Regions from separate parts of the Homo sapiens genome. Here regions 2 and 3 are each linked to region 1. A link is a loop called in an ENCODE intact Hi-C map of the cell type or tissue named here. Cell type or tissue: chondrocyte. All regions are shown on one strand. Links, peaks and the distances in the headings refer to the core of each region. The heading gives the core; the rest is flanking DNA. Region 1 has its middle 16 kb from the start of CIDEA. Region 2 holds the start of TUBB6 (tubulin beta 6 class V). Region 3 holds the start of ANKRD62 (ankyrin repeat domain 62).

What was found. Hi-C counts contacts between places; a loop is a spot of excess contacts. Peaks named below come from ENCODE experiments on the same cell type or tissue, not always from the same donor. Only the 100,000 strongest peaks of a DNase experiment are listed, where the experiment ranks them.
Region 2: a loop joins it to region 1, with 7 times the contacts of the local background. A loop is called at or near these places in 2 of 110 quality-filtered maps.
Region 3: a loop joins it to region 1, with 6 times the contacts of the local background. A loop is called at or near these places in 49 of 110 quality-filtered maps.

What each region holds. Positions count from the first base shown.
Region 1 is chr18:12,233,123-12,243,906 of GRCh38, forward strand. No RefSeq gene overlaps it. Among named protein-coding and RNA genes, the nearest start is that of CIDEA, 16 kb to the right of the region's middle. RefSeq lists a silencer at 4,173-4,252. In chondrocyte, for the core only: CTCF peaks have their summits at 4,268 (motif pointing left) and 4,475; no DNase peak of the experiment used is centred there.
Region 2 is chr18:12,300,877-12,311,660 of GRCh38, forward strand. It overlaps TUBB6 (tubulin beta 6 class V), which reads left to right and starts at 7,365. Exons shown (of 4, transcript NM_032525.3): 1 at 7,365-7,473; 2 at 7,811-7,919; 3 at 10,067-10,177. The coding sequence starts at 7,417. It also overlaps the pseudogene RNU6-170P. RefSeq lists silencers at 6,851-7,340, 7,431-7,530, 7,551-7,900. In chondrocyte, for the core only: CTCF peaks have their summits at 6,739 and 6,972; a DNase peak (open chromatin) is centred at 7,910.
Region 3 is chr18:12,087,380-12,098,163 of GRCh38, forward strand. ANKRD62 (ankyrin repeat domain 62) reads left to right here and starts at 6,464. Exons shown (of 14, transcript NM_001277333.2): 1 at 6,464-6,856; 2 at 7,792-7,906; 3 at 8,058-8,231; 4 at 8,817-8,923; 5 at 10,261-10,398. The coding sequence starts at 6,639. It also overlaps the pseudogene LOC100533852. RefSeq lists an enhancer at 1,669-2,169. In chondrocyte, for the core only: a CTCF peak has its summit at 5,540 (motif pointing right); DNase peaks (open chromatin) are centred at 4,463, 5,229, 5,622 and 6,572.

The sequences.
Region 1 (10,784 bases), core at 1,265-9,264:
AGCGATACCTCATTGCATGGATGTACCACATTTGGTTTATCATCCACTGAACTGCCTTTTGGTTGCTCTCAGGTCTTAGCAATCATGAACGAAGCTGCTATAAGCGTCTGCGCACAGGCTTTGTGTGGACACACGTTTTCAACCCATGTGGGTGAGCACCTGATGTGACTGTGGGATGGGTGTAAAGCACATGTATAGCTGGGCGGGGACCTGCCATCTGTCTTCCAAAGGGGCTGACACCATCTGCATCCCCACCAGCCATGAACGAGTTACTCTGTGGCTAGTTTAGCTCAATTACTAGTTTCATTCATGTGTTCAACAGGGTTTCTCTATGCTGGCAGGTTAAAACTCAGACATCCTACACAATTTTAATAACATTCTTAAGGTCAAGTCTAGTTACTTACTTGAACTTTCTTATCAGTTGAATCCACCACACGCCTGCTATTTTCTCTGACCTGACAGTGGCTGTCTGATGGTGCAAACTTTGTATTCAGGAAATTCCCAAAGTGAGTCAGCAACAGCAGACCTTGTCACAATAACCTAAAACCCTCCCCTCGAGACCCCGGCCCCATTCCATGCTTGGTATATCATCAGCTATCTGATGTCTGTAAAAGATGACCATGTAGGCCAGGCACGATGGCTCATGCCTGTAATTCTAGCACTTTGGGAGGCCGAGGTGGGCGGATCACGATGTCAGGAGTTCAAGACCAGCCTGGCCAACATGGTGAAACCCTGTCTCTACTAAAAATACAAAAAGTTAGCCAGACGTGGCCTGTAACCTCAGCTACTTGGGAGGCTGAGGCAGGAGAATCACTTGAACCCAGGAGGCAGAAGTTGCAGTGAGCTGAGATCACACCATTGCACTCCAGCCTGGGCAACAGAGCAACAATTCGTCTTGAAAAAAAAAAGACTATGAAATTATAATTTTTAATAATTCATTTATGTTATAATTCTCAGCAGGGGAAGTGTTCTACCACCCATAACTGAAGATTCTGGACATTATTATAAAGGTCTGTTTTAGATCTGGGTAAAAATTTGGTCCACTTTTCTGCTGTTTTGTCTCTGGGGCAAGAAACATAAAGACCCCGAAGTCTATCCCATTCCTCTCGATAGGCTCAGGCTGAGGAACAAATTCAGGACCTTCATTCATTAGAAGCCACCCCTGTAACCCCTCCTACCTTCCTTAGTCGAGGGCAGATGGCTGAGGTGGAGGAAAGCTCCCTCAGCCTCCTTGGGCTACTCCAGTTTGCATTTGGGCCCCAGAGGAGTCTCTTCTGTGATGGGGCATGAGCCCAGTCTCCCCACAATGATCCCCTGAGCAGAATATTTCCTGAAAACAGGCTTCCAGTGAGAAGGGCCAGGCTGTTCCAGCCATGAGGAAAATGCCCTGCGGGGGACTCGAACATCCAAACAGCCAGGAGGGTCAAGGAGATGGACTCTGCTTTCCGCAAAGCTCCTGCACACTTCCGCGTCAAGGGCTTCTGTGATACTCAACACAATCCCATCTCCACATGGTCAGTGACAACCCCAACCAGGCAAGCTGTCCACCAGCACAAGAGGGAGTCTGCCCGCCCCCGATCAGCTCAGCTGGTCCACACTCCCAAAAACCCATATTCAGGGGTGGGGGGCAATTGTCCCCACTGGCACCACCTGCAAATGCAAGTAACGCAGTGTCCTGCAGTGCGGACACCAATCAGGCTTTACTGAGGACATTTTCAAGAGTGGGCTCGGCTCAGCGTGGCTCACGGTTCTTCTGCCTCTCGTGAGCCTCAGGGCAGCTGGGTGGATGTGGGCTTGTGCTCCAGGATCAGCACCCTCCAGATTCTCTGCTTTTTAATAAATGCAGTGGTAAGAGGCCGTGCAAGGAGGAGTGATGGGAGGAAGAAGCTCTAGCCGCTCAGGGGAGGTGCAAGGCCAAGACTGGAGTCAGTCTTACCGCTCTCGCTTGACCAGATTCTGAGCAGAATTGTGGGGGGCTGGTGTGGTAAGAATTCCTCCTTTCGTCAGCATGATCAGTGTCCTGAGACCTCGGCTGCAGCCTCCAGAGTGAGCCCCTTGTGGCTGTCACAACTTTCTAAGTGGAAGAACTTTTCATCTGTCCTCTTATGTTCAGTGCCTGGGGCCCTGCAAATTAAACTTTAAAAAGACAGATAAACAGGAAAAAGGCAAACAATTTTAAAAAAATTAATGTGGCTGAGTGGTGCGGTGGCTCACACCCTTAATCCCAGCACTTTGGGAGGCTGAGGCAGGTGGATTGCTTGAGGTAAAGAGTTCAAGACCAGCCTGGGCAACATAGCAAGACCCCGTCTTTACAAAACTTAATGAATTAAATAATTTAAATTGTTTAAATAAATGTTCTATGTGGATGAAAATTTACAGAAAACAAGTGAAACTCAAAGGAATGGTTAGACTCAGGGGCTTACCTGCCATTTTAACAGAGAAAAGGGGGTTTGGGCTTCATGGACGGCAAATCATGGAGAGGTGGCTGGGAACATATGGGGGACGCTAACAGAAGGTGAGGGTGAGTTTAGCAAGGTTTGTTCACGCTCACTCCCTCTCCAGTGAGAAGAGTCACTCTCCCCTCCTGGCGTGGAGAGGGGGAACCTTCACAGGGGAGTTTATGCCCTGCTTTCACATGGGAAAGGGGAGGGCAGACAGCTCGTCCTGCATATGCCCATTCTCAGTTTCCTCAGCTCAAAATAATCCTTATGCCAAAGTGGCACATTTGGGGGTGCATATTCAGGACCCTTTCAATATGTAAAGCACTTAGCACCACTGCTGGCCATATTGAGCGCTCATATTAAACATTTCTTATTACTTTTATATTTACCATAGTTAGGTTCTGAGCTGGGTGTAACATCATTCCTGTCCTCAAGAAGTTAACAGTTTGAAGCAAACGGAGAGACGCATGAACACAGACAGGTACACAAGGTCATCAGTGGTGAGTGCTGTGGAAACGCAGCCGAGGGCAGGGCACGCAGAAGGAGCAGTGCGTGATGTTGGCGTGGGGGTTCCAGGAGGTTCTGCAGGAGGGCCCCTCTTGAGCTGGGTCTTGGAAGAGGAGTGGGTTTTAGGTGGAGGAAGAGAAGAACTCTAAGCAGTAGAAACCACAGGAACGAGGACACGGAGTCCTCATGAACATGTGCAGCGAATTCAGGATCAGCGAGGGGCCCGTGTGGCCGGCGGGAGGGGGTGGCGTGGGCGGCAGGCAAGTGGGTCCAGGGGAATGGCCACAGTCACAGCAGCTGGCACCTGGCGGAGGCTCACCCTGGGCTGGCACACCGGGCTGGAAGGTCTTGGAGCTGCACGAGCCGTGCTAAAAACTCTGTGATTCATCTCGTAGCCAATGAGGGGCTATCGGACACATCTGAGCAGACTGCTGTTTGGGAAAGGACAGGCACACGCAGGCTCTTGGTAAATGCGCGGTGAATTAAATTGAACTGGATCATGGTATAAAGAGTCTATCTGGTGGCAAGTCCCATGTAAGGGGTTATAAAATAGAAGTCCTAGCAATGAAATAGGCCAAATGCAGTTGATAAGTGGAAGTAATGAGTGGGCCCAAGATCCCATAGCTCATTTTAGAATGAGTGAAAAATATAAGGCACAGTAGAGCAGCAGTTTCTACCACGGGCCACTGACTCACAGAGCTTGTGAATGACATGTGTGAAGCACCTAAGTGTCGTTTCTTATTCCTGAGGGAGTGAGGTGAAGATTCGCCCTGGCCTATGACAAAAAAGGGTCCTTCTGAGGCTGGGGGGATGTGCAGGCCCATCCTATCTCAGGAGTGGGGAATCTGGAAGCCATGTTCATAGCCTCCCTAGCTAAGTAGCTGCGAGTTCAGCTGAGCTGAGCTTCACGCTCTCCCCTGGGCTTGTAGGGCATTGTTCAGGGACACAGGAAGCCGCACCTGCGCTGGGGCGTACGCAGGGCAGGCAAAAATGACATAACTGTTACCATGGGCTCTGAAAGCCCTACGCTTGGGCTGCACTGGCCACAGCTCACCTCCTCTAGAGCTTCATAGAACGCACACGCTTGCAAACCCACAGGCGCGCTGATAAACCTCAGGGCTTCCCCCAGGGTCTCACCAATCCTCTATTGACAGCTGTGGCTGGAGAACCTCCACGCAAGCCAGAATGTGGGAAGATGGCCCGGTGGGTGGAGTGGGGGTGAGGACAGCAGGGGAGCCAGTCCAGGGGTGCTTTGTCTCAGCGGGAACTGTGCGGAGTTTGTCAGTGCCCGGTAACTGTCGTGTCGCCTGCCCCCTGGTGGCCGCGGGCGCACACCGCTCTCCCCAGGCCTTCCTGCACCGCCTCCTGATAGAGATGGGGCCATCTGGGGAGCAAACCGTGCCGGGAGCCAGTGTTGCCTGCAGAAACCACTGGGCACGAGAGCCTCCTCCCTGGACAGTGCAGAGGGTCTTGCCCCTGGAAACGCACAGGAGACGACCTTTGCTGTCTTTTGGCTTGAAATAACCTCCGGCTGTATTTCTACATTGGCTCCAAAGACACACGTTTCAGCCTCTGGAAAAGCAGGAGCGTTTGCTTACCCAGGGTCACTGTCGGATTCAGTGCTGGTCATGGGTGTCGTCCTCTGTTCCTGTGCTGGCCTCTGAACAATGCAGAAAAGGAAGGAAAAAGTGACCAGACAGTCAATCTTTGCTGCCCTAGTTTTTCATTTTTAAAAATTATGATGCCATATTTGCACACCCACGTTCATAGCAGCACTATTCACAGTAGTCAAGAGGTGGAAGCAGCCTAGATACCCATCGATGGGTGGATGCATGATCACCACGTACTGCATGCATGCAACGGAATATTATTCAACCGTCAAAAGGAAGGAAATCCTGAGACAAGCTGCATCATGGATGAAACTTAAAGACATCGTGCTAAGTGAAATGAGCCAGACACAGAAGAACAAATACTGTGTGATTCTACTTACATGAGGTACCCAGAGTGGTCCAATTCAAAGAGACAAAATACAAGCATGGTGGCCAGGGCCTGGGAAGGGGGTGGTGGAAGTTGCTGTTTAATGGGTGCAGAGTTTCAGTTTGGGATAATGAAAAAGTTCTAGATATCTGTTACATAGCAGTATGAATACACTTAACGCTACTGACCTGCACACTTAAAAATGGCTAAGATGGTAAAGTTTATGTGTTTTTTTACCACAATTAAACATTTTAAAAATTATTTTTTAAATATGATAACTATTGACTATTCTCTTTTTGCAGCATTATTTATTTTATATTTTACATTCTTTTGTGCTGAGGTGTAGTTTATATACAATAAGTTACACAGTTCTTCTGTGTTCAGTTTGATGAGCTTTGACTACACCAAACAAGATATGAAGAACATTTCCATCACTCAGAAAGTTCCCTCGTGTCTCCACCCCATCAGCCCCCTTCCCCAACCAGATAATTGCTTTCTGACTCTGTCACTAGACATTATTTTTCTCTTTGAGGTTAAAAATTATATTCAGTGAAATGCACAGTTCCAGGCATACAATTTGTGAGTTTGACAAATGTCTGTACCCACGTAACCAACACTGTAATCTAGATGCAGACATTCCCTATAGCTCCAGAAAGTCCTTTCTGTCCCTTCCTGCCTGTGACATCCTCTACCAAGGTCATCAGTGATCAATGTCCTAAAAACACAGCAAAGTTCTGGGGACACAGAAAGAGCAGTCTCCCCCGATAGGTCATTCTACGTGTTCTTGAACTTCACAGAAATGGAGTCGTGCAATCTGAGCTCTTTTATGCCTGGCCCTCCCACTCAGCATGTTTTTGGACTCACCCGTGCTGCTGTGTAGATCAGCAGCTTGTTCCTTTTTCTTGTCGAGTAGTATTCTGTTGCATAAATACACCAGCAACTGCTTATCTATTCTGTTAGTGAACATTAGTTAGGGCTGTTTCAGGTTTTGGTTGCTGTGAATAAGGCTGCTATGAATATTCTTGTGCAAGTCTTTTTGTCAACAAATGTTTTGTTTTTCTTGGGTGAAACACTGGGAGAAGTGGAGCTGCTAGGTAATAGGATAAATGTGCACTTTACTTTTCAAAAACTGCCAGAGTTTTCCACAATGACTCAACCATTTTGCACTCCTACCAGTCTTTTTCACATGACTTACACACAGTAAAGTTCATTCTTTTTAATGTATATTTCTGCACATTTTGACAAATGCATACAGTTATGTAACTACTGCCACCCTCGGGATATATGACAAGCCCATCGCCTCCAAAATTCCCATGTGTCCCCATCATAGGCTCCCTCCCCACAACTCTGCCTCCTGGTCACCCTGATCTGCTCCTATATTTTTGCCTTTTCCAGAATGCCACATAAATGGAATGATGCAGTGCATGGTCATTTGAATCTGGCTTCTCTCTTCGCATAATGCATTTGGGGTTCATGCGTGTTGTTGGAGGTGTCAGTAGCTCGTTCCTGTTTACCGCTGGGTAGTGTCCATTTACGAACACACCAGCTTGTTCATCCCTGGCTGGGGCACGTACATCCATGCAGTTCAGTGGCATTCACACTGAATTCCATTCCCATTGCTGTGCAATCATCACCACCACCCACTTCCAGGACTTTTTCATCATTCCAAACAGAAACTCTGTACCCATTCAACAATGGTGCCCTACTTCTGCCCCCACCCCAGCCTCTGGGAACCTCTATTCAATTCTGTCTCTATGAATTTGACTACTCTAGGTACCTCATGTAAGTGGAATCATACAATATTTGTCCTTTTGTGATAGACTTATTTTATTTAGCATAATGTCCCCGAGGTTTAATCACGTTTTAGCATGTATCAAAATCTCATTCCTTTTTAAGGCTGAATAGCATTCCATTGTCTGGCAATGCCACATTTTGTTTGTCCATTCATCTGTGGATGGCCATTTGTGTCATTTTCACCTTTTGACTATTGTGAATAATGCTGCAATGAACGAGTGTTCATTTGAGTCTCCGCTTTCAGTTCTTTTGGATATATACCTGAAAGTGACATTGCTGAATCATATGTCAATTCTGTTTAACTTTTTAAAGAAAAACTAAAGTGTTATCTTTTTTTCTTGCAGTGGCTGCACCATTTTACATTCCCATCAGCAATGCACGATGGGCTCCAATTCCTCCGCATATTCACCAGCATTTGTTACTTCCCTTTTTGTTGAAAATTGCCATCCTAATGGGTATGAAGCGGTACGTCATTGTGGACTTGATTTGCATTTCCCTATTAATTAGTGATGTTGAGCATCTTTTCATGTGCTTATTGGACATTTGCATATCTTCTTTGGAAAATTATCTGTTCAAGTTCTTTGCCCACTTTCGAACTGGGTTGTTGAGTTGTAGGAGTTCTTTATATATTCTGGATATTAAGCCCTTATTAGATATATGATTTGCAAATATTTCTCCCATTCTGTGAGTTATCTTTTCACTTTCTTTATAGTAAGAATTTAATGAGCTTTTTATGCAATTGTAAATGGTATTTAAAATTTTCCATTTCTAATTATTCATTGCTAGTATATAGAAAAATCATTGATATTTGTATATTGACCTTATACTTAGTGACTCTTCTGAATTCACTTGTTAGCTCTAGTAGCTCTTTGCATTTTCTACATTAAAAAATTATGTCATTGCAAGAAGATAATGTTTTATTTCTTCCCTTGCAATCTGTGTGCTTTCTTTCTTTTTCTTGCCTATTGCACTGGCTAGAGACTCCAGTATGATGTTAAACAGGGGTGGGGAGGGAGGGCATCCTTGCCTTGTTCTCAATCTTAGGGGGAAAGCATTCAATCTTTCACTATAATGTTAGTTATAAGATTATTTAAAAATTGAGATATAATTCACATATGATAAAAGTCACAATTTTAAAGTTTAAAATCATTGTTGTTCAGTTTATTCCCAAGGTTATCCAATCGTCATCACTACCTAATCCAAAACATTTTCTTTTTTTTTTTCTTGAGACAGAGTATTTTAGAGTGCAGATCTCCCCACGGCACTCCAGTCACCCAGGCTCACTGCAGCCTCCGCCTTCCAGGTTCAAGCGATTCTCTTGCCTCTGCCTCCTGAGTAGCTGGGATTACAGGCGTGTGCCACCAAGCCTGGCTAATTTTTGTATTTTTAGTAGAGACGGGGTTTTACCATGTTGGCCATGCTGGTTTCCAGCTCCCGACCTCAAGTGATTCACCCTCCTCGCCCTTCCAAAGTGCTGAGATTACGGGTGTGAGCCACCGTGCCCCGCCTCTAATCCAAAACATTTTCATCACTCCAAAAAGAAATCCCATAGCGCCACCAGCAGCCACTCCCCATCTCCCCCTCCTCCCAGACCCTGGCAACCACGACCCTATTTCTATTTCTGTGCATTTGCCTATTCTGGACATGTCTGGCTCCTTCCACCATGCATGATGTTTTCAAGCTTGATTCCTCTTACAGTGCATATCAGCACTTCACTCCTTTTTCTGGCTGAACACTATGCCATTGTATGGATGTGCTACATTCTGTTTATCCACTCATCAGTTGATGGACATTTGGATTATTTTCACTCTTGGTTATCATGAATGATGCTGCTGGGAGTATTCCTGTAGAGATTTTTGTGTGAACACAGATTTTCAGTCCTTTTGAGTAGGTATGTAGGAGTGGAATTGCTGGGTCATAAGGCAACTCTATGTTTAACTTTTTGAGGAGCTGCCAAACTGTTTTCACAGCAGCTGCACCATTTTACATTCCCGCCAGCACCAGGAGTGTGTGAGGGCCATTTCTCCACATCCCATCAACACTTGCTATTTTCCATTGTGTTTTTTCAATACATACATAAATGACAAGATGATCATATGGTTTTTCTTCTTTAGTCTGTTGATGTGGTGAATTATCTTGATGGGGCTTCACCTGTTGAACCTGCCTTGACCAGCAGTGGCCATAACGTGAGCACCTTTCATGTGTTGAGCGGCCATTTGTGTATCTTCTTTTGTCAACTGGCCGTTCAATCTCATGTCCACTTTTGATTTGGGTTCTTCATCTTTTTATTGTTGATTTTCAGGAGTTCTCTAAAGACGCCTCTTCACATATATTTTCTGCAAATATTTCCCCCAGTGTGTAGCTTACCTCTTCCATTTTGTTGGATTGTTATTTGGTAAGCAGAACATTTCAAAATTTAATGAAGTCCAATTTATCAATTTCTTGTTTTACCGATAGTGTTTTTTTTGGGTTTTTTGGGGCTTTGTTTTTGACAGATCTCACTCTGTCCCCCAGGCTTGATTGAGTGCAGTGGCACAATCACTGCTCACTGCAGCCTTGACCTCCCGGGCTCAAGTGATCCTCCTGCCTGGGGCTCCCAAGTAGCTAGGACTATTGTCCCATGCATCACTGCATCCAGCTACCTTTTTATTTTTTGTAGAGACGAGGTCTCTCTCTGTTGCCCAGGCTAGTCTCAAACTTCTGGGCTAAAGCAATCTTCCCGGCTCTACCTCCCAAAGTGCTGGGGTTACAGGCATGAGCCACCACATCCAGCCAGTGTTTTTTGCACCATCTCCAAGAAATCTGTGTCTGCCCTAAGTTGTAAAGACAGTTCCTTCTTTTCTTCTAGAAGCCTTACGGTTCTGGCTCTTCTATGGGGGCCTATGACGCATCCTGAATTCCTTTTGCAGGTGGTGTGAGAGAGGTCTGAGGCCCATGTCTTTCTATGTGAATATCTAGTAGTTCCAGCCACAAGTGTTAAAAAAAAAAAAACCTCTCCTTTCCCCATTGGGTTAACTTAGACTCTTAGTCAGTATTCCTTTTTTTTAAAAGAACTCTTCCCTCTCCCCCTCCCCCTCCCCCTCTCCCTCTCCCCTTTCTTTCTTCAGACTCCCTCTGTCGCCGAGGCTGGACTGTACTGCCGTGATCTCAACTCGCTGCAACCTCCCTGCCTCGGGCTCCCGTGATTCTCCTGCCTCGGCTAACCGAGTGCCTGGGATTGCAGGCACGTGCCGCCATGCCTGACTGGTTTTTTGCGTTTTTGGTGAAGATGGGGTTTCGCCGTGTTGACCGGGCTGATCTCCAGCTCCTGACCTCGAGTGATCTGCCTGCCTCGGCCTCCCAAGGTGCTGGGATTGCAGACGGAGTCTCGCTCACTCAATGCTCAATGTTGCCCAGGCTGGAGTGCAGTGGCGTGATCTCTGCTCGCTACAACCTCCACCTCCCAGCTGCCAGCCTTGGCCTCCCAAAGTGCTAAGATTACAGCCTCTGCCCGGCCCCCCCGTCTAGGAAGTGAGGAGCGCCTCTGCCCGGCTGCCCCGTCTGGGAGGTGAGAAGCGCCTCTGCCCGGCTGCCCCGTCTGGGAGGTGGGGAGCGCCACTGCCTGGCCGCCCCGTCTGGGAGGTGGGGAGCGCCTCTGCCAGACTGCCCCATCTAGGAAGCGAGCGCCTCTGCCCGGCTGCCCCGTCTGGGAGGTGGGGAGCGCCTCTGCCCGGCTGCCCAGTCTGGGAGGTGAGGAGCGCCTCTGCCCGGCCGCCCCATCTAGGAAGTGAGCACCTCTGCCCGGCCGCCCCGTCTGGGTGGTGTACCCAACAGCTCTGAAGAGACAGCGACCATCAAGAACGGGCCATGATGACGATGGTGGTTTTGTAGAAAAGAAAAGGGGGAAATGTGGGGAAAAGAAAGAGAAAACAGATTGTTACTGTGTCTGTGTAGAAAGAAGTAGACATAGGAAACTCCATTTTGTTCTGTACTAAGAAAAATTCTTCTGCCTTGGGATGCTGTTAATCTGTAACCTTACCCCCAACCCCGTGCTCTCTGAAACATGTGCTGTGTCCACTCAGGGTT
Region 2 (10,784 bases), core at 1,931-9,930, 68 kb after region 1:
TCTGCCGATTGCTCTGTCTCCTAACAATAGGTTGGGTTTTCTCTTGCCTTTTCCTATAACTTTTGTAGAGAAAAACGGAAGAGATTGGGATGAATGATATTGATGCCTGGAAATGGGCGTGCCTCTTGTCTTGTATGGACATCACGTCAGTGTGAGAGTTGGAGTTCATCTGGCCAGTGGTGAGCTGGGCTTGGGTCTTATGGTGGTGGTAGTTACCCTCAGAGGCAAAATCCCCTCCAGCAGTGGCCGCTGTGACCCTGGGCTTTATTTATGTTGACTCTGGGCTGTCAGATGATTGTTTTTCTTTAAGAGCTTTACTGAGATCACCTACCATACAACTGACCCATTTAAAGCATTCAATGGTTTTTAATGTAGTCACAGATTTGTGCACCCATCACCACAATCAATTTTAGAACATTTTCATCACCCAAAAAGAAACCTCACTATCCTCGCCTGCACCTGCCACTTTCCTGACCCTACCCAGGCCCTGACGGCCCCTCCTCTACTTTCTCTCTGCTTTCTGTCCTGCTCCTTTCATAGAAGTGGACTCATATAGCATGCAGCCCCCTGCGCCTGGCATCCTTCACTCAGCACTCTGCTGTCCAGGCTCATCCTGTCTCGCACGCGTCAGTGCTTTGTTCCCCCTTATCGCAGCACAGTACTGCATTGTGTGGGTGTCTGTGGGGCGAGGGGTTCTCCCCGCTCCTGTTCCATCCTCAGCTCTCCTGTCCCTGCTTGGCTGGCCCCAGAGGAGGCCTCCCTCCATGCTCTGGCTTGGCATTCAGTGTTTAACTCCTGGTGGAGGCTGGGGAGATGCCAGGTTCTCCTGGTCCAGTCTTGCTCCTGGTCAGGCCCCCTGAGCCTGGGCCTGAGGCTTTCTCAGTGCCCTAGGGCACCCTCCAGGCCATCACACTCTGCCTGGCACTGTGGGGAGTGGCCTGGCCCTGCAAGGGAGCTCAGCTGGGGGAGCATAGCAGCCGCATCTGCACGCCTGCCCCTCTCACCAAAGCCCAGTGGAGGCCCTGGGAAAAGAGCTGCTAAGGGTTGGGTTCCCATGTCTGGGGCTTCCAGGCCCTATGAATGGTGGGACGAGCACACACACGTTGTTCATGGAGCCTGTTAGCATTTGAGACACTCTCCTTCCCACTTTAGGAGCCAGCTTGCCCCTGCTGGGCTTTGCCAAAAGTGGAATAGGTTGCATCTCCTCTCTCCTGGAAAGGCCCTGTCCCTCCTTGGAAGTTAGCTGGAACTCTATGCCCACCAGGCCTGTGCCCACTGCTGTCACCCTATCTGTGGCACTCTGGGACAGCTATTTGGGGCAGGGTCTAGCTCTTTGTATACCTAGAGCCAAGAACAATGCATGGTATGCAATTGACACTTAATATATGTGTACTGCATGAAAGAGAACTGATAAATTAGTGATTCTTAAACAGGGGTGCACGGCAAGATTTCCGGGGAGTGAACCCCCCACCACATCATCCCCACCCCACCTCACTTGGAAGCACTGTCAGCCTTTGATTCAAGCCAGGGGGTCCCTGGGTCGGGCTCCCCCAGCATGAGTTCCCCGCAGAGTGAGCCTCGTGCAAGGCCAAGGAGATTTGCCTCTGTGTTGTAGGCCTCCCTCTGGGCACCCACCCTGGAACTCTCTGAGCCCTGGGCCTGCACCAAGGGATGTGGGCCCCACCAGCCTCCCTGCAGCAGGCCTCACCACCAGCATGTGTGACCCCGCCAGCTCAGGGAGGGTAACCGCTTGGACGTATAGAGCCAGATGTTCACTGTGTTCAAACAGGGCCCCATGGTGCAAACAGGAGTTGCTAAAGATAAGAGGATCAGTTTGAGGGCTGGGGCCAGCTCTCCAACGTGGTCCAAATCAGCAGAGAATTCTGAACGACCCATCAAGAAGTTCTCAATTCAAACCTAGCCTACTAGAGTGACATGAAAGTACATGTTTGTCAAAGCATGAAAATAAAACATACTATTAGTAATATTCCATAACTTTAAACACAGTCATGTGCCCTGTGGGCCCCCATCTGCATACTTACCCTGGGCCCTGCAGATGTAGGGAGGGCCTGTGGTCCACACCCAGCCTCCAGCGAGGGTTGTCTTGCCTGTTTCACACACCACCCTCAGCGTTGGGTGCTCTGGGACCCCACGTTACAGCTGAGGGTCTCAAGGTGCACCGAGGCCAGTCATATGAACTACTGGCCCGTCATAAAGCACATGACTCTAGAGTCAGGCCCACCCCAGCAGTCTGACCTGACAGCCCCGCACTTTGCAGCTTCCCAGAGCCCCTTGTACTATGCTGGGTTGTCCCTGTCCCAGGCACTCCCTGGGACTCTCTAGAACAGGCTCCTCTCATAGCCATTTGGCCTGTGAGCATGGTTCTCTGGTTGATCAAATATTATTATTTTAATACTCTATGTGAAATATTATTTTTCTTTAAAAAAAAATTTTGGCCAGGTGCAGTGGCTCATGCCTGTAATCCCAGCACTTTGGGAGGCTTAGGTGGGCAGATCACGAGGTCAGGAGATCGAGACCATCCTGGCTAACACGGTGAAACCCCATCTCCACTAAAAATACAAAAAATTAGCCAGACGTGGTGGCGGGCGCCTGTAGTCCCAGCTACTCCGGAGGCTGAGGCAGGAGAATGGCGTGAACCTGGGAGGTGGAGCTTGCAGTGAGCCGAGATCACGCCACTGCACTCCAGCCTGGGCCACAGAGCAAGACTCCGTCTAAAAAAAAAAAAAAAGAAAGAAAGAAAATGGACAAGTCAACAGCCAAGTAGGGCGTGTACTTTTGTAGGTAAAAAGTCTACCCAGTAGCTGTTTGGGTGACAGTGTTTTTGCTTACCGGCATCCACTTCTGTCCTTTTTCCAAGATCATGAAATGCATCTCAAAAAAAAAAAAATTTTTTTTAGGCCAGGCACTGTGGCTCACACCTGTAATCCCAGCACTTTGGGAGGCTGAGGCAGGAGGATTACCTGAGGTCAGGAGTTCAAGACCAGCCTGGCCAACATGGTGAAACCCTGCCTCTACTAATAATACAAAAATTAGCTGGGTGTGGTGATGTGCGCCTGTAATTCCAGCTATTCGGGAGGCTGAGGCAAGAGAATCACTTGAACCCGGGAGGCGGAGGTTTCAATGAGCCAAGATTGCACCACTGCACTCCAGCCTGAGCGACAGAGTGAAACTGTGTCTCAAAATAAATAAATAAATAAATATGAAACGCTTCATGAATTTGCATGTCATCTTTGTGCAGGGCCACGTTAATCTTCTCTGTATCATTCCACTTCTAGTATACTGCTGCCAAAGCAAGCACGAAATATTATTTTGCAAAAGAATTAGAACCCAAGAGAATACATTTAACTTGACTGCGCAAACACAGTCTAGTGTTTAGCAGATCCCCGGGCCGCCTTTATAAACTTTGACTCCCCCATTTGTAACCAAGACTGCTCAGGCCGACTGACCTAAGAACACCATGGATCATGGTTACATTCATCCGCCCATCGATACTGGCCCCTGTGCCCACTCACCAGATCAGGAGGACCATGGCTGCTCTTTCCGGGAGAACCTGCAGAGAGTAAATTCTGACAACGCTTCACTGAAGGCGCCAGATAGCAGGAGAGCTTATTCTCAGCCTAACTCAGAACTGATGCCTGCTTGCCTGGCTTGCTGCTGGGAGCCGCAGGTTCCCTTCCCCAGCGAGGCAGTGGGGAGCAGGAAGTGTGTTCCAGTCCTTGAAGTCCACGTGGCAACTCCCAGGGCCTAGAGAGAGTCAACACTGGGGCACCCCAGCCTTCCCAGCCTCCCCATGGCACCCTCCCACTCTCCACTTCTTGTCCCGGCCTCTGCCTCTCCCTGCACAGTTGGCAGGTGAAATATCCACTTCTTTCTGGAGAAACTCCATATTTTATCTACCAAGAGGAACGTCACATAAAAACACCAGGGTCTGATGTCATTCATTTTTCCAGATTTGGGGGTTTAGTTGAAAATAACACCACTCACGGCCATTACCAGCCTAGTTCAAGAGCCCCATTGGCCCCTCCGGGTCCCCTTCCCCAGGGACTTCTCAGCATTTGGGGAGGACGAGACCCTCCTGTCTTATTCCTTGGTGCAGCCCAGAAAAGGGCGAGAGAGGAAGAAACACTCATCAGCCATCTCCTACGGTCCAGGTGTGTGTAAACACCAGCATTCAAATCTGGGCAGTGAGCCCGGAATCCTCTCTACACATGCATGAAACAGAAGGAGGCGTTCAGAGAAGCAAGACTGTGATCTAAGGCACAGAAGAGACGGGCAAGAGGAGGAGGAAAGTGAGCAGACAGGAGTGCACGGGTAATGTGGCTCGCCCAGAGCACCAAGTCATGAACGCCATCACTGCCTTCGACCCAGGTGAGGGGCCTTGTCCTTGCCTGCCCCCTCCCTACAGGGCCACTGGGATGAGCCCACAGCTCCTAGATGGCACCTCAGCCCCCCGGACCTCAGGAGTCCCTGCCCAGACCTCCCCAAACCTACTCCTAGGGCCCCTTCTTCCCGCAGGGTGGCCTGGGATGGCTGTGAGTGGCTGAGGACTGAAGTGTCCACAGGCATGTACTGGAGACCCATCTCGGCGTGGGACAGAATTGGAGGTGGGGAGAAAGGCGGGTGTTGAAAGTGAGGACTGCAGGCTGAGACCAGCCCCCGCACTTCCACGCCCTGATGCAAATCAACGAGGAGCCCAAGAAGTCTACCGATTTCTTTTTTATTTTATTTTATTTTATTTTTATTGAGACGCGGTCTCACTCTGTCACCCTGGCTGGAGTGCAGTGACATGATCACAGCTCACAGCAACCTCCACCTCCCAGGTTCAAGCAATCAATCCTCCCACCTCAGACTCTGGAGTAGCTGGGTACAGGCATGTACCACCATGCCTGGCTAATTTTTTAACTTTTTGTAGAGACAAGGGTCTCACTATAATGCCCAGGCTGGTCTCGAGGTCCTGGGCTCAAGCAATCCTGCCATGTCAGCTTTGGAAGTTTTGGGATTACAGGCGTGAACCACTGTGCCCGGCCTAGCCTGAGAATTCTAAACTGGAACCTGGCTTTCCAGATACCATGGTGTATTTTTTAAGGTAGGAGAAGAGAATGTGTCCTCTACGCTTTTTTAAGTTTGGTTTGCGGCTTGTGTGCATTTGGACACACCGCGTCACAAACAGCCTCGCCCAGGAGGAGTGAGGGCCACAGATCGGGAGGGTAGGGGGCCCAGAGCCTGGAGAGCCCCAGGCCGGGCTCACAGGTCAGGGTTTCACCTGCCGGCTCCCAGAAGGGAGTGGCCAACAGACACCAGGGAAGTCAGGGTTGGGATTCAAAGAGAGGCCAAGGCTGCAGAGAGACTGGGAGCCACTTTAGGAAAGAAACGTGAATTCAGGCTTTGCACAGCAGAACTGTCCCCATGTCCTGGGGAGGCCTTGGTTCATTCTGCGGGGAAATCCCTTGTGTCTTGCGGGGCCCCGCCTCTGATGAGAGGGAAGGGAGATAAGCTTTGCAGGGGGAAGGTTTCCTCCCGGTCTCCTCACTCTTCGAGCACTGAGTTTCTCCAGACAAAGCGCACTCCGCGGGCACCAATCCCTGCAGACAGCGCAGAGCGCACAGCGAGCAGGAGCCCAGAAACCAGCAGGTCGGCTTGTCCCTTGTCAAATCCAAGTGACAACGGACTTCCGGAAGCCACGCTGACACCTACTTTCTGGCTCGATCAGACCCCTGGACTTAAATTCCAGCCCAAGGGCTAGCACTGAAAGGGTGGCTATTTCAGCAAACGACCAAAGCTTCTAAAGTAGACACTTTCTTTTAAACCACTTGATGGCTGGATTTCTTAGAGAGAGAGACTAAAGCTGGAGGAAGGGTTCTTCCAGGGATGGCACAGGCCCTCCGCTCTCGGGCTCCCCACACTAGACTTCGGGCCGGCAGGATGGGTTAAGGTAGCACTCGTTGGAGTCAATAATTAAGCAATGGAAACAAACAGCCTAAATAAGGGTGTTGAGGACTCAGGAGAAGGTGGCTGATTAATCTCAGGCTCATAGTTTGAAATGGGAGCGCAGGGGCTGGGCTGTGGCCTCCTCATCTGCTCCCTGGGCGTGTGGCTGTGTAAAGAGGTGTGGGGACCCACAAGAAGGCCGAGGAGCAGCACTGGGGTGGAGAGAGCAGTGGGGAGGCGGGGACCCAAGGGTTAAAAAAAAAAATTCCTCAATTTGGAAACATTTGCAAAACTCCAGAAGAAAAACTTTTAAAAGTTCTCCACTCCCTTCCAAACGTACAAACATGCACACACACAATTAGGAATTTCCCAAAGTTTTCATCTGTCTAAAAAGAAAGTGCCAGTGCAAATTACAGAACATCGTCGCTTCCTCATGTGCGGCGTTTCTACGGGCCTGGGAGGGGACGCAGAGGCTACCCCGGTGGTCCCAGCCTGCAGCGTTCACGTGAGGAAACTTCCGCAAAAGCCCTGATGCATGCACATTCTGACTGCAGAGGCCAGAGCATCCCGCATTTTGGAGGCTGAAAGGCTCCCCTAGGATAACCTTTTCCGTTAACAGAGGAGTCCGCTGAAGCGCAGAGCTAACTGAAAACAGCTAGAATTAAAATCCAAGTCACCCGGCCGGCATCAGCAGTCATTCCTTTCCACCACACAAAACTGGCCAGGAAGACGGACTCTGGCGCGCCCTCCCAGGCCGAAGCGCATTTCTTCGCTAACGCGCGAGGAGTAGGCTGCATAGACCCGGCGCAGGAGGTGTTCATTTTCGGATCCAGCCCTGTAGTCACTTTAGCTAAACCCGGTTCCAAAGGGGTGGGAGTCGTCGGAGAGGAATGGCCTCTGTATCTCCGGAGACGGAAACACCAGGACGAAGAGGCCCTAAGAACGTGTGCCCGGGGTGCGACCGGGGGGTGGGGGGCAGGGGGCAGAGACCCTGAAAAGCTCCACCGCCGAACCCCAGGGCAGTGTCCCGGCTTGGCTGGACTGGGCGCGGGCGGCTGCAATGCTCCCGGGCGCGGCGCTGGGACCCCGCGGGCCACGTCGGCTCCGCTGCCCCGACGCCAGGGCCCGACTCGCGTCTCCCTCTGGCGGGGCACCACAAGGGGCAGCGAAACGGTGGTGGGGGCGGGCGCCGCGCTCCTTCCCGTCTCCTCCCCGCCAGCTCCGGGCCCGTCCTTTTCCGCCCGGCTCCCGGCAAGGGTCCCCCGACTGGCGCCCGCGCGTCCTCCCTCGGCTGCTGCAGGCCGGGCCGCGGCGTCGAGCGGGGGCGGCGGGGCGGGGCCCGCAGCCATTGGCGAGCGGCGGGGCGGGGGCGGGGGCGCGGAGGGTCGGCCCCGGGACGCGCGCAGCCGGCCCGCAGTTGCCGCTGTCGTCCGCAGAGCCAGTTCCTAGCGCAGAGCCGCGCCCGCCATGAGGGAGATCGTGCACATCCAGGCGGGCCAGTGCGGGAACCAGATCGGCACCAAGGTGGGCCTGGCGCGGTGCAGGGCCTCTCCGCGGGTCGGCTGCTGGCGGGCCCCGGGTCTCCCGGCGCGACCCCCGCCGGGGCGCGCACCCGCTGTGCGCCCCTGGGTCCTCGGAGCCCGGTGCGGACCCGCGAGGGCCGCAGGGAGGGAGCGCCCGGGGCGTGGCCGGCCGGGGACCTTCTACTCTTCGCTCCCCACCCCCATCCCAACTGGGAGCGGCTGCCGGCGGCTCAGGCGCGCCTGGAATTCGGCCGCCGGGGCGCCTGGGGTGGGCGCGGGTGGCGGCGTCCCGGGCTCTGGGTTCTGAGCGTCTGTCCCCCCGCCTTGCCCTGCCCAAGTTTTGGGAAGTGATCAGCGATGAGCACGGCATCGACCCGGCCGGAGGCTACGTGGGAGACTCGGCGCTGCAGCTGGAGAGAATCAACGTCTACTACAATGAGTCATCGTGTGAGTAGCAAGGCCGCCGCGCCCTGCCCGGCCGGGACCCGCGTGGACGCTCCGGCGCCGCCTCTTAGCGCGGCGAGTTTGCTTCGGGAAAAGTTCTCTCGGGGTGTAGCAGGATGCCCGGCCACTCCCTTCGCTCCTCCGGGGCGGGAAATCCGCCGTCAGTTTATTCAAACAGCTCGATTCAGCCTATCCTGAGGGTCTGAGCGCTTGAACGGGACCACCCGTTAGCGTTGTGAAATCAACGTAGCGGTTCCTGCCCAGCCTTCTCTGTCTAGCCGGGCGCGGTGGCTCAAGCCTCTAATCCCAGCGCTTTGGGAGGCCGAGACTGGAGGATCATTTGGGGCCAGGAGTTCAGGACCAGCCTGGGCAGCATAGGAGACCACCCCCCGCCCCCCTCCCGCCCCGATCTCTACAACAATTTTAAAATTAGCCGGGCTTGGTGGCCCACCCCTGTAGTACCAGTTAACTGAGGGCTTGAGCTCAGGAGGTCGAGGCTGCAGTGAGCTGTGATCGCGCCACTGCACTCCAGCCTGGGTGACAGAGCGAGACCCTGTTAGAATAAATTAGAGCGTTTCTCAAGGATCCTTGGGAAAAACAAAGCTTCCCCCCCCCCCCCCCCAGTTTAAAACGTATCTCTTATTGGGGATTCTTGGCTAAAAATTTGAGAAACGCTCTCTTAAGTGACTTTTCTGGTCCCTTGCAGACCTCTAAAAAGACTTTAACCTCCCTGGAAGCTGAAACTCCAGGCAGTTCTCAGCAACGAGTGGAGTTTTATTCATTTACGCAGCAATGACAAAAGGCTGGGAACATCAGGGCATGGAAGATGAAATTTCTAGAGGACACTAAGGATAGTTCCAGTATACACTGCACTTCATGTTAATCCCTCACCCAGCTTGGGTACATCCATTTTCGATCTTGGCGAGTGCACTGCAGGACAGGAGTTGAAGAGCAGGTCCTATCTGGAATCATATTAACCGTGTCCTCACCGGGAACAAGTTCTAGCCCAATTGGCATGAAATTTCCACACAAGAACACTCTGACTCAAAATGAGAGTGACTCTGGGGAAACAGCCAGTGGCGTGCTCCGGGTAACAAGGTTCTCAGACTGCACATGGGCACATGTATGTGTATGCATGGGGGAGGTGTCACAAAGCAGAGAATTTCATCCAAACCTGGCAATTTGCTGTAAATACCTAGTTTATTTCCATGGAGCTAAAGTTGTAAAACTTCCTAACAGGAAAGAGGTGTCAGGGTGAGCTGGAAAATACAGTAGGCAGGAAGTCAGGGGACTTGATTTCTCATCCTGCCTCTTCCTGGAACCTCCTCTGCCAGGTCATGCCTGGACTCGTTCCTCATTCCAGTGTTAAGGTTCTAGGATTTTTTTTCTTTCTTTTTTTTAAGAGACAGGGTTTCGGCCAGGCACGGTGGCTCACCCCTGTAATCCCAGCACTTTGGGAGGCCGAGGTGGGCAGATCACAAGGTCAGGAGATCGAGACCATCCTGGCTAACACGGTGAAACCCCATCTCTACTGAAAATACAAAAAAAATTAGCCGGGCGTGGTGGTGGGCACCTGTGGTCCCAGCTACTTGGGAGGCTGAGGCAGGAGAATGGCATGAACCCAGGAGGCGGAGCTTGCAGTGAGCCGAGATCACACCACTGCATTCCAGCCTGGGCAACAGAGCGAGACTCCATCGCAAAAAAAAAAAAAAAAAGACAAGGTCTCACTCTGGAGTACAGTGGCATAACCATGGCTCACTGCAGTCTTGACCTCCTGGGTTCAGATGATCCTGCCACCTCAGCTTCCAGAGTAGCTAGGACTAGAGGTGCACACTACCACACTTAGCTAATTTTCTTGGTTTTTTGTTTGTTTGTTTTTAGAAACAGGGTTTTGCTCTGTTGCCCAGGCTGGTCTTGAACTCCTGGGCTCAAGCGATCTGCCCACCTCAGCCTCCCAATGTGCTGAGATTACAGGGATGAGCCAGTGCGCCCAGCCAATTCTGTGATTCTAAGAAAGTTCCTGTACCCTTTCTGAAAAGACCCTGGTTGATCCATTCCAGGCAGCTAGAACTGGTGGGACTTGAAACGGGGAAGTCAATTACTTTAGAAACCTGAAAGTAACTCTTGTGGGTGGTTCTTTTCTCCTCCAGCTCAGAAATATGTGCCCAGGGCCGCCCTGGTGGACTTAGAGCCAGGCACCATGGACAGCGTGCGGTCTGGGCCTTTTGGGCAGCTTTTCCGGCCTGACAACTTCATCTTTGGTAGGTTCCATCTTTCTCACTTTCTTCTTCTTCTTTTATTTTTTTAAATCAAATATTTTATATGCCAGATTTAAAGCATCATGTGTCATAGAAAAAGTGTGAATGGAAATCAGTGGTTCCCAGCCCCACCCCTCCCATCCCTAGCTGGGTTCATCACAAGGAACAGTTTTTTTTAAATCTTGACTTTTTTGGTGGGAAGGAACCTCTATATCTCTAAATGAAATTCTTCTACTGGTAGTTCTTGATTAAAAAACAAAAATCAAGCCAGGCGCGGTGGCTCATGCCTGTAATCCCACCACTTTGGGAGGCCAAGACGAGCGGATCACGAGGTCAGGAGATCAAGACCATCCTGGCTGACACGGTGAAACCCTGTCTCTACTAAAAATACAAAAAATTAGCCGGGCATGGTGGCACGTGCCTGTAGTCCCAGCTACTCGGGAGGCTGAGGCAGGAGAATCGCTGGAACCCGGGAGGTAGAGGTTGCAGTGAGCTGAGATTGCACTACTGCACTCCAACCTGGGTGACAGAGCGAGACTCCATCTCAAAAATAGCAAAAAACAAAAAAACAAAAACCAAGAAACAATTTTAGACATTAGCTTCTTTTTCC
Region 3 (10,784 bases), core at 1,961-9,960, 150 kb before region 1:
CTTGGCCCTCACGCTAGCCTTGGCTAGGCCGTGCTCTGGACCTGGCCGTAGCCCAGACCTGGTTCTGGCCCTGGCCCTTGCCCTGGCCTTTGTCCTGCCATAGCCCTGGCCCTGGCCCTGAACTGGACTTGGAGATGTCCTGGCCCTGAAGTGACCTGGCCCTGCCTTGGCCTATCCCTGCCCTGCCCCTACCATCACCTTGCCCTGTTCTGCCCTGTCCCGGCAGTGACCCAGCCTTGCCATTGCCCTGCCCTACCCTGACTTGGCTGTTCCCTGGCTTGGCTCTGGACCTGGCTGTGCCCTGGACATCCTCGGACACTGCCTCAGCCCTGGCACTAGCCTGGCCCTGCCTTGGCATCATGGGCCCTGCCCTGTCTATGGACCAGCTCTGGTCCTGTCCTGCACTGGCCATACCACGCCCTTCCCTGCCCTGACTCAGCCCTGGCCTTGGCCTTACCCCTGGTCCTGCCATATTTCTCATCCTGTCCCTACCCTGGCCTTGGCCCTGACCCTTACCCTGCTCTGGCCCTGCCCTTGTTCTGGCCCTACCCTTGCCCTACCCCAGACCCTGCTCCTGTCCTGGCCCTGGCCCTTCCCTGCTTGAAACCTTACCCTGGTTCTGCCCTGGCCCTGACCCTGAAATGCCTGGCCCCACCCTGGCCTTGCACTGCTTGGCCCTTCCCCTGATTCTGGCCCTGTCACCGTCCTAGCCCCAGCCCTGTCACTGGTCTTGCCGTGGCCCAGACCCTTCCTTGGCCCTGCCCTGCCCCTGTTCTGGACCCTGGTTGTACCATGAACCTGCACTGTCCTTGCCCGTGTTTTGCTCCTGCCCCAAACCTGGTCCTGCCCCTGCCATGGTGATGGTCCTGGCTCTGCCCTGGCCATTCCCTGGCCCTGCCCTGGTATTGGCAATGTCCTGGCCCTGCCCTGGCTCCTAACTGCCCTGGCTTTTTCTTGGCCCTGTGCTACCTTGGCTCTGCCATGCCGTGGCCCTGCCTCTGCCTTGGCTCTGCTCTGGGCAAGGCCTTGGCCTTCAGCCTGGCCCTGCCCTGGACCTGCCCTACCATTACCTGGCCTGTCCCGGTCCTGCCCTGCCCTGGCCAGGACCTTCCCTGAACCTGCACTGGCCCTGCCTTGGCTCTGGCCCTGTCTCTTGTCGTGACCCTGGTCCTGCCAATGGTCACGGTCCTGGTCCTGTTCTGGCCCTGAGCTGGCCTTGGACATGTCCTCGCCCTGATTTGTCCTGGCCCTGCTTTGGCTCTTTCCTGCCCTGGCCACACCATGGCCCTGCCTGTTCTGTCCTCTCCTGGCGCTGACCTCACCCTGCCATGGCCCATTGGTACTGTTGCCCTGCCTTACCCTGCCCTGGTTGTGCCCTGGCCCTGCCTGGCGCTGGCCCCTCCCTGGACCTGCCCTGACCCTGCCTTGGCTTTTGCCCTGCCCTCACTATGGCCTGGTTCTGGCCCTGTCAAGTACCTGCCCTGACTCTGCCATGGCCCTGGCCCTGGCCCTGCTCTGCTGTGGTTCTGGCCCTGACCCAGACCCTTTCTTGGCTCTGTCCTGGCCCTGGCCTTTTCCTGGCCCTGAGCTGGCACTGGTCGGCCCCTGGTTTTGGCACCACATGCCCTGCCGTGCTCTGGCTGTGTCATCACCCTGCCCTGGCCCTGTCCTTGCCCTACTCTGGCTTTGACCCTGCCCTGGCCCTACCTTAGCCCTCACCCTAGTCTTGTCTTGGGCCTGGACATAGCACAGACCTGGCTGTGGCCCTGGCCCTACCATGGCCCTGTCCCAGACCCTGGCCCTGCCAGGTACCTGTCCTGGCCCCGCCCTTGCCCTTCCCCTTTTCCTGGCACTGGCCTTGGACATGACCGTGGTCCTAACCCTGGCCCTGCCCTGGAGCTGCCACTGTCTTGGCCCTGCCCTGGCCCTACATCTACCCTGCTTCTGGCCCTGGCCCTGCCCCAGCCATAGACCTGCCCTGGTTGGCCCTGCCCTGCCTTCGCCCTGTGCTACTCTAGGCCTGCTGTACCCTCCTCTGCCCTGAGTTTGGCCCTGCCCTGACCTTGCCTTGGCCCTCACACTGGCCCTAGCACAGACCTGGCCCTAGCCCTGGCCTTGGCCTGGCATTGACCCCTGTTCCTGACCTTGGTCCTGCCATGGCCCTGGCCCTGGCCCTGAACTGGTTCTACCCTAACCCTGACAGATTACATTAGAATATTATTTAAAATTTTTATTTTAGATTTTTAAGATAACTATAGTAGTAATAATACATCATATGCTATTTATAATAGTAATAGTATTTGTAGTAGTTAATAATCGCTAAAATTTTAACCAGTACTTTCTTTGCTCCTGGTACTGTTCTAAGAGTATAGCTGTATAAATTTGTATATATGTGAGGCATTAATTCTCACAATAACTCTATAGGCTGGGTACTTACAGCATCCCCACTTCCAAATGTAAGAAACAGTCATAAAGAGGTTAAATACTTGGCCTGGCGCAGTGGCTCACACCTGTAATCCCAGCACTTTGGGAGGCCAAGGCTGTCGCATCTCTTGAGCTCAGGAGTTCGGGACCAGCCTGGGCAACATTGTGAAACCCTGTCTCTACTAAAAATGCACAAAAATAGGTGATTGATTTGTTTACGTTCCTTATAGGATTCTGGTTATAAAACATTGGTCAGATACACAGTTTGCACACACTTTCTTCCATTCTGTAGCTTGTCTGTTCAGTTGTTTGGTGATGGCTTTTGCTCTGAGTCAGCTCTTCCAGAAGTTTATTAGATTCCACTTGTTAAGCCCTGTTGTTTTGGCGTTGCTGTTGGGAAACTCAGCCGTATCAATTCTTTGCCCAAGCCCATGTCAAGAAGGGTATTTCTCAGGTTTTCTTGTAGGATTTTTATAGCTCAAGGCCTTCCATTGGCATCCTTCATTTGCCTTGAGTTGATTTTTGTATAGGGTGAAGGTAAGGGCCCAGGGATATTCCTTTGCACGTGGCTGTGCACTTTCCCAGCACCATTGATTCGATAGAGAGTCCTTTCTGCATGGCTTATCTTCCTGGATGTTATCAAAGATCAGGTGGTTTTTGGTGTGTGGGTGTACTTGTGAGTCCTCCTTTCTGTTCCACTGGTCTGTGTGGTGGAAACGGGTCCCTAGCTTTTCCCTGACACTGGAAATCGGGGAGTGTGATGCATGCGATGGAGTCTGGACGTCTTAGGATTGCTTTGGAAATTTAGGAAATTTCATGGTCTCACGTGAGTTTTACCATTGCTTATTCATATTTCTTGAATCGCATTTGCCAAATAGTAAATGATTACACTGTGAGGATAGATTGGGACATGTTGGTCCACGCGTACACTGTGGAATGATGACATCATGCTATTGAGTGTCTCCATGACCTCATACCGCTGTGAAAATCTCTTTGTGGAGGCCGGGCACAGTGGCTCATGCCTGTAATCCCAGCACTTTGGGAGGCCGAGGCAGGCAGATCATGAGGTCAGGAGTTTGAGACCAGCCTGACCAACATGGTGAAACCCCATCTCTACTAAAAATACAAAAATTAGCCAGGTGTGGTGGTGCGTGCCTGTAATCCCAGCTACTCAGGAGGCTGAGGCAGCAGAATTACTTGAACCTGGGAGGCGAAGGTTGTAGTGAGCCAAGATTGGCCACTGCACTCCAGCCTGGGTGACTGAGCAAGACTCCGTCTCAAGAAAAAAAAAGAAAAAGAAAAAGAAAATTTCTTTCTGATGAGAACATTCTGAATCCTCCTTTTCAAGCTTTTTGGAAAGAGGTGCAATGATGCCATGAACTGTCATCACTCTGCTGTGGAACAGAAGAGCGGAATTCCTCCCTGTCATCTGAGTGTTACTTTGTACCTGTTTCTGGTCCCTGTTCAAGTCTTCTCTTCCACCTCCCATCTCTGGTAACCAGAGCTGGGGCTCTGCTCTCCTGCCCGGTGGAGCTTTGACTGATGGAAAGTCTGTCTAGGGACAGGGAGTGGGGTAGAGAAGGAGGCTCCAGGAGGCCCCTGCCCCTGCGCGCAGGCAGAGCAGGCTGTGTTCCAGGAGCCCGGGCTGATTGAGGAACACAGGTGGATTGGCCAGAGCATGAGGGGTTGGGGAAACGCCTGGCTTTTTTTTCCAAAGTTGGGAAGGAGGGGTCCTTCCCTTCCCATTAGAAACCTTTATTTGTCCCAACTGAGGGGTGGGTGTGGGGTGTTAAATTTAAGATTTGAAATAGGTGGGGATGCTGTACAGGGGGGTCCGGGAAGGGGGCTGGGGCCAGGCAGCAGGTCAGTGCACCTGAAGCTGGGGGTGCCCATGGCAGAGGCCTCCTGGTGGCTCAGGGGGTGGGCCAGCTTCTCTGCCTCCTGCTCCACTGATTGGCTCCCGTACCCCCGTCTTCCTTCATCTCTGCTGTGCTGGGCAGCTTGTCTCAGGTCTCTGGACCCCTCAGCAGCCTCACTCCCTCCTCTAGGCCAATGCCAGACAGCGCCTCCAGCAGACCTGCCAAGTCCTCGCCAGCCAGCTCATAGCTGTGCAGGAGGCTGTCACTGGGCGAGGCCGTCTGTTGGTACATGTCCACCAGGCTGCGCAGCCCCAGCCGCTCTGCCAGCTCTGCCCAGCTGCCCTGGGCTTCTGGCCCATCTAGCAGCTGCTCCAGGTTCTGCAGGGCTGTGTCACCAAGTGACAGCCCTGGCCCTGCAGGGCTGGGTGGGGTCAGGGGCAGCTAGCTCCATGGTGTTCAGAGTGGCATTTAGCAGCAAGGTCTTCACCTTGGTGCTGTGGATAAGGTCGAGGCGTGTGGCCCTGGAAGCTGCTTTGGGTGTCCTTCTCAGGCCCCTCTGAGTCCCAGTCGTTATCAGAGGTAGGGGGTGAGGGCAGTGGGCACAGGGGCTCCTCATTCTCAGCATAGATGTCAGCACTAGCCTTCAGAAGGAGGGTGAGGGTTGGGGACTCCAGTCCAGCTGCCAGGTGCAGGGGTGTGTTTCCCACAAAGGTGTGAGCATTCCCATTGGCCCGAAGCTTGGTGACCAGATGGGTGACCAACCCCAGCTCCTCCATCTCTGTGGCTAGATGCAAGGCTGTTTGGCCCCCTGCTACTCTGTGGCCTCCACTTCAGCCCCACTGTCCACCAGCAGATCCAGGCACTTGGGGCTTTGGGCTTGGGCCGCCAGGTGTACTGCAAAGTCAGGCATGTGCAACAGCCGAGGCACAGCGGGAGCTCCACTCCAAAGCAGTGCATGCAGCAGCTCAGAGGCACCAGGGCCTGCCTGCAGTGCCAGGTGCATGGCTGAGTCTCCATGCCAATCAGCAGTGCTGGGTCTGCATCCACCTGAAGCAGAAAGCTCACCACCCTCATCTGCCTGGTGATCACTGCCAGGTGCAGGGGTGTCTGGTGCAGGTGGTTGGTGAGGTTGACGATGCCAAGGTGCTGGGTGTGGTAGATGACATGGGCTATGTGCTTGATGACCCTGGTCGGCCCATGGATGATGGACAGGTATAGTGGCGTGTCTCTGTTCTCGTCCTGCTCCAGCAGGTGGCATTGTCCCGCCAGCAGTGTGCTGGCGTCCGTGGTGACACCATAGTTGAGTAGGGCCTGGGCGCTGCGCTGTGCCGTGCCACACCAGGCTGAAGAGCGTTGTACTCTCGGGCTCACTGCAGCATCTCCAGGGCCTGCAGCTGGCACTGGGGAGGGGTCCTGGAGGGGGCTAGGGCTATGGCCGTGCGGGGCCAAGGCTAGGGCTAGGGCCAGGTCTGCACTAGGGCCAGTGTGAGGGCCAAAGCAGGATCAGGGCAGAGCCAAAGGCAGGGCAGGGCAGGGCAGGGTAGAACAGGCCCAGGGTAGCACAGGGCAAAGTTAGGGCAGAACCAACCAAGGCAGATCTATGGCTCTGCGGCTTCCTCCTGAGTCCCTGCCGGGCACTAAAAGCCTGGCTCTTTTTTTTTTTTTTTCCAGACGGAGTCTCGCTTTGTCACCCAGGCTGGAGTGCAGTGGCGTGATCTCGGTTCCCTGCAAGCTCCGCCTCCCAGGTTCACGCCATTCTCCTGCCTCAGCCTCCCAAGTAGCTGGGACTACAGGCGCCCGGCACCACGACCGGCTAATTTTTTGTATTTTTAGTAGAGACGGGGTTTCACCGTGTTAGCCAGGATGGTCTCGATCTTTTGACCTCGTGATCCGCCTGCCTCGGCCTCCCAAAGTGCTGGAATCACAGGCGTGAGCCAGCCAGCAGGCGGCGCTCGCGAGAGTGCGCAGCTCCCGCGAAGGGCCTCGCGGGCAGGCTGAGGTGCGCATGTGCCCTGGTGCCTAAGGGTTCTGGCCGGGGAGGCGGGGGGCGGTGGGAGGTGGGGGGAGGGCGGGTGCGCCACCACGTGGCGCCCGCGAATGGAGGGCGCGAGGCTCAGGGCTGTTTCTCCGCGGATGGCCTCGTGGGCCGGCTGAGGTGCACATGCGCGCTGGTGCCTAACGGCTCTGCTGGGCTAGGTGCTCCTCCGAGCAGCTGGAGACTGGAGTGTCCCTGACGGAGGTTGCGGCTGGACCTGGTTACGTGCTGGTGCTGCGCTCCAGAGAGGCAGAAAACGAGTGGGAGCTGAGGTGTCTTAAAGCCGTTCCTCAGCCTGGGAGAAGATCTCTGGCTTCAGGATGGAGGTCAGGGGGTCGTTCCTGGCGGCCTGCAGGAGACGCATGGCTACCTGGAGGAAGAATCGTGACAAGGATGGCTTCTCAAATCCCGGGTACCGAGTCCGGCAGAAGGATCTGGGCATGATCCACAAAGCTGCCATCGCAGGTGATGTGAACAAGGTGATGGAGAGCATCTTGCTCAGGCTGAATGACTTGAACGACAGGGACAAGAAGAACAGGTAAGGGGAACAGGAAGCCGGGAGGAGGCCTGGGGATATGGGAGAAGCCCCTGTTCCTGGTTTCGGGGTAGGGGAGATACGGTGTGGGGTGAAGGCGTGGGTGGGGTGGAAGTCAGGTGAGGGTGGGTGGGGTGGGGGACTGTGGTGGGGAGTGGCTGGGGGGCGTTGGATGTGATGGGGGACTGTGGTGGGGGTAGAGTTGGGTGGGGGACTGTGGTAGGAAGTGGAGTTGGGTGGGGGTTGGAAGGGGTGGAGGACTGTGGTGGGGGGTGGGATGGGTTGGGGGACTGGTGGGGAGTGGCTGGGGGGCGTTGGATGTGATGGGGGACTGTGGTGGGGGTAGAGTTGGGTGAGGGACTGTGGTGGGGAGTGGAGTGAGGGTGGGTTGGGGTGGAGGACTGGTGGGGGGTGGGATGGGGTGGGGGACTGTGGTGGGGAGTGGCTGGGGGCGTTGGATGTTGGGGGGACTGTGGTGGGGGTAGAGTTGGGTGGGAGACTGGTGGGAAGTGGAGTTGGGTGGGGGTTGGATGGAGTGCAGGACTGGTGTGGGGGTGGGTGGGGTTGGGGACTGTGGTGGGGGGTAGAGTTGGGTGAGGGACTGTGGTGGGGAGTCGAGTGGAGTGAGGGTTGGCTGGGGTGGGGGTTGGATGGAGTGAGGGGACTGGTTGGGGGTAGAGTTGGGTAGGATGTGGGTACGATGCAAGGGTGGGGGTGGGGGTGGGGTGAGTGTTGTCACCAAGGGCACTGGGCTTTCTACCCTGGCAGCCTCAGCAGCACCTGGGATGTGGAAACCTTGCCTTTCTTCACAAGAAAAGTAACTATTTGTTCTGAAGGCAGAGGGATAACATACTATTGGATGTTTACAATTGCATGCGTCGTTGTATGTTTTGGGACTGTGCACTACAATTGCCTAAAGCGACCTCTCATTCTCACAGGACTGCTCTACTTTTGGCGTGTGCCCATGGCCGTCCAGGAGTGGTAGCTGACCTGGTGGCCAGAAAATGCCAGCTTAACCTCACTGACAGTGAAAACAGGACAGCTCTGATCAAGGTATATGGTAGCCAACTCTTTCAGCATGGGATGGATTTAATTTAAATTCACAGAATAAAATTAATTCACCTCATTGAAATGTGACTAGTTGGTGAATCCTGTGGAAGATTTCCTAGAATTTACAGTCTATTTCTTGGTCTAATACTGACAGGCTGTACAATGTCAAGAAGAAGTTTGTGCATCCATCCTGCTGGAACATGGCGCCAACCCAAATGTTAGAGATATGTATGGCAACACTGCTCTGCACTATGCCATTGATAATGAGAATATATCAATGGCAAGAAAACTGCTTGCATATGGTGCAGATATTGAAGCAAGAAGCCAGGTATGATCAACCAATGTTCTTTTCAAAGTATTTCAAGTATATTTGTTTTACCATTGACATATGATTTTTTTTAGTAAAACATCTGAAACTAGAAGGAAATATATTACGTGCAAATATTTGCTTTACATACAACTATTTAAAAATACATTCATAACAAATATGAAAACACGAGGTCTGTAGTCTAAATGTGTCCCATAGATTTAGGTTAGTTTACCTCCATAAGCTGTGTCAACATGTAAAATTTAGGAAACTCATACACATGTCTAGATTTCAGGCTTCTCTTAAAGGATCACATCTGGATTCCCTTGAGCTCATATCACTGTTGAGTATGCTGTGCAGCGGTTATCCCTTTATGTGAGGCATATGTGCTCCAGTCTGCTACTGTGCCTTCCAGACACCCTAGGAGGGGTATCTGAAAGGGAAGGAGCAACATGTGGGCAAGCACAGTGGAGTGAGAAGGAAGGGATTGCTTTTTATTTACTTTCTGCTTCATGTTTAAGTTCATAGGATCTTAACATAAGGTTTTCAGTTCAGTTGGGAAGTATGTAATTTTGTGAATTATAAATTGTTTTTGCTGTTTTGCAGGATGGACATACATCACTTTTACTCGCTGTAAATAGGAAAAAAGAGCAAATGGTGGCATTTTTGTTGAAGAAAAAACCAGATTTAACTGCAATAGATAATTTTGGAAGGTACAGTAGTTCTTTTTTTGTTCATTTTTAAACCTGAGTGGTGTTCTAGAGTGGTAACAGTCACTTGTCAGAAATATTAAATTGATAAGATTAACTTATTATTATTGGGATAGAGAGAAATACCAGCAGAAGTCATCAGGTAGAAAAACAATTATTTGGACTGGGCAACATAAAAAATAGTGTATTGCAGGATTTGTCTTCTCTTATTATATTGACTGATGTTTGTTGATGGATGAGGTGATACTTTGAGTCATATGATCTTAACTAAAGGGATGTCATATTGGTTTTACTTGTTTTAAAAGTGTAGACTTCAACTTTTAGTTTACTTTGTGACTCAATATTGAAATTTCTTAACTCTTTTATAGTAGTTTCAACCTCTGCTTCTTACATGCTTTTCCTTTAAAAATACTTTGTTAAAGATAAATTAGAGTTGAAAATCATTTTGTGTTTTGGATGACTCTTTGCTTTAGCTTGCTTTCTCTCAAAAATATTAATGTTAGGTTATTCCTAAGTGACTATTAATTGCTATTGCCAGATACTGTGGGTTCATTGGGTTTTTTCTTCTTTTTACTTCTAGTGTATTTTGGTGTTATTTTTAATTAGTATGGGCAGAGGGAAAAAAGCTAGCTTCAACTGGGTGAACTTTTAATGACTACAAGCCATGGGTGACAATGAGAAAAAAGAGATCGGCTATAGATTCACACAAGACTGGGTTTAATTCTTAGCTTTTCTGCTTACTAGATGTGTGACCTTGGGAACATTACTTATCACCAAGTGTTTTCCTTTATGAAACAAGAGGATAATAATATATCCTTCCAGGGTGGTTGTGTATAAGTAATATATGTATATATGGCATTTAATCCAGTGCCTCGCATATGATTATCAGCATTCTTAACTGAAACTACTGTGGCTATTATTAGCATTATTATTATTGTTTTAAACCTGCAGATAGCTCTTATTGACCCCACGCTCATTTTGAATTACAATATATTATATCAGACTAGGGAAGAAATGGATAATTTTTCACTTAAATTTTTAGCTACTTTAGATAAGTGACCTGAGCATAGTATTCTGCCCATCAAAGGACTTTATTTTATCAACTTCTGCTATGTCATATCCCAGTGGGACAAGAGGCTTCCTTGTTGTTCCTTCTGTTTGGCTTTGGTGGCAATTTACAAAGATGAACCCTTGAGCACCCAAGATGTTTGTGTTTATTAGTACATGTAATTGGTTAATTCTACATGGACAGGCATATTAAATTGGTAAAGTTTATAAATTTAGCTTTTAACATAGCTTTGCTAAAGTTCCTAAGCATGAAATTATCTTTCTTATTTTAGAACAGCCCTGATACTTGCTGCTCGTAATGGATCAACAAGTGTAGTCTACCAGCTTCTTCAGCACAATATTGATGTCTTTTGCCAAGATATATCTGGATGGACTGCAGAAGACTACGCTGTTGCTTCTAAGTTTCAAGCGTAAGTGTTAAAAAGGCTAGTGAACACTAAATTGAGGTTTAAAGTCATTGTAACCATTGCATCTTATATATCAAGTGAGATTTCATAGTTTGGTTCAGGTAGTTTTGGAGTGGCAGTGAGTTAGTCCACTTCATCAGCCAGAAATCAAGCATAAGACTAGACAAGTTAGAAGTAGCAATGAGTGTAGGATTCTTTAACTCAAGTCTCTTAAGACTTCTATGCTTAGTTATTCTGTGAGTCCCTTGTTTGTCTTCTCTCTAGCAAATATTAGTTGGGATAGTTCTAACCTGTTAGAGATGTTCAGATAGTGTTGCAGGAAGATATCAAAGTTTTTTCTTCTTTGTTACCAGATTTTTTACCCCAAGCCCCTTTATATCTTATGTAGC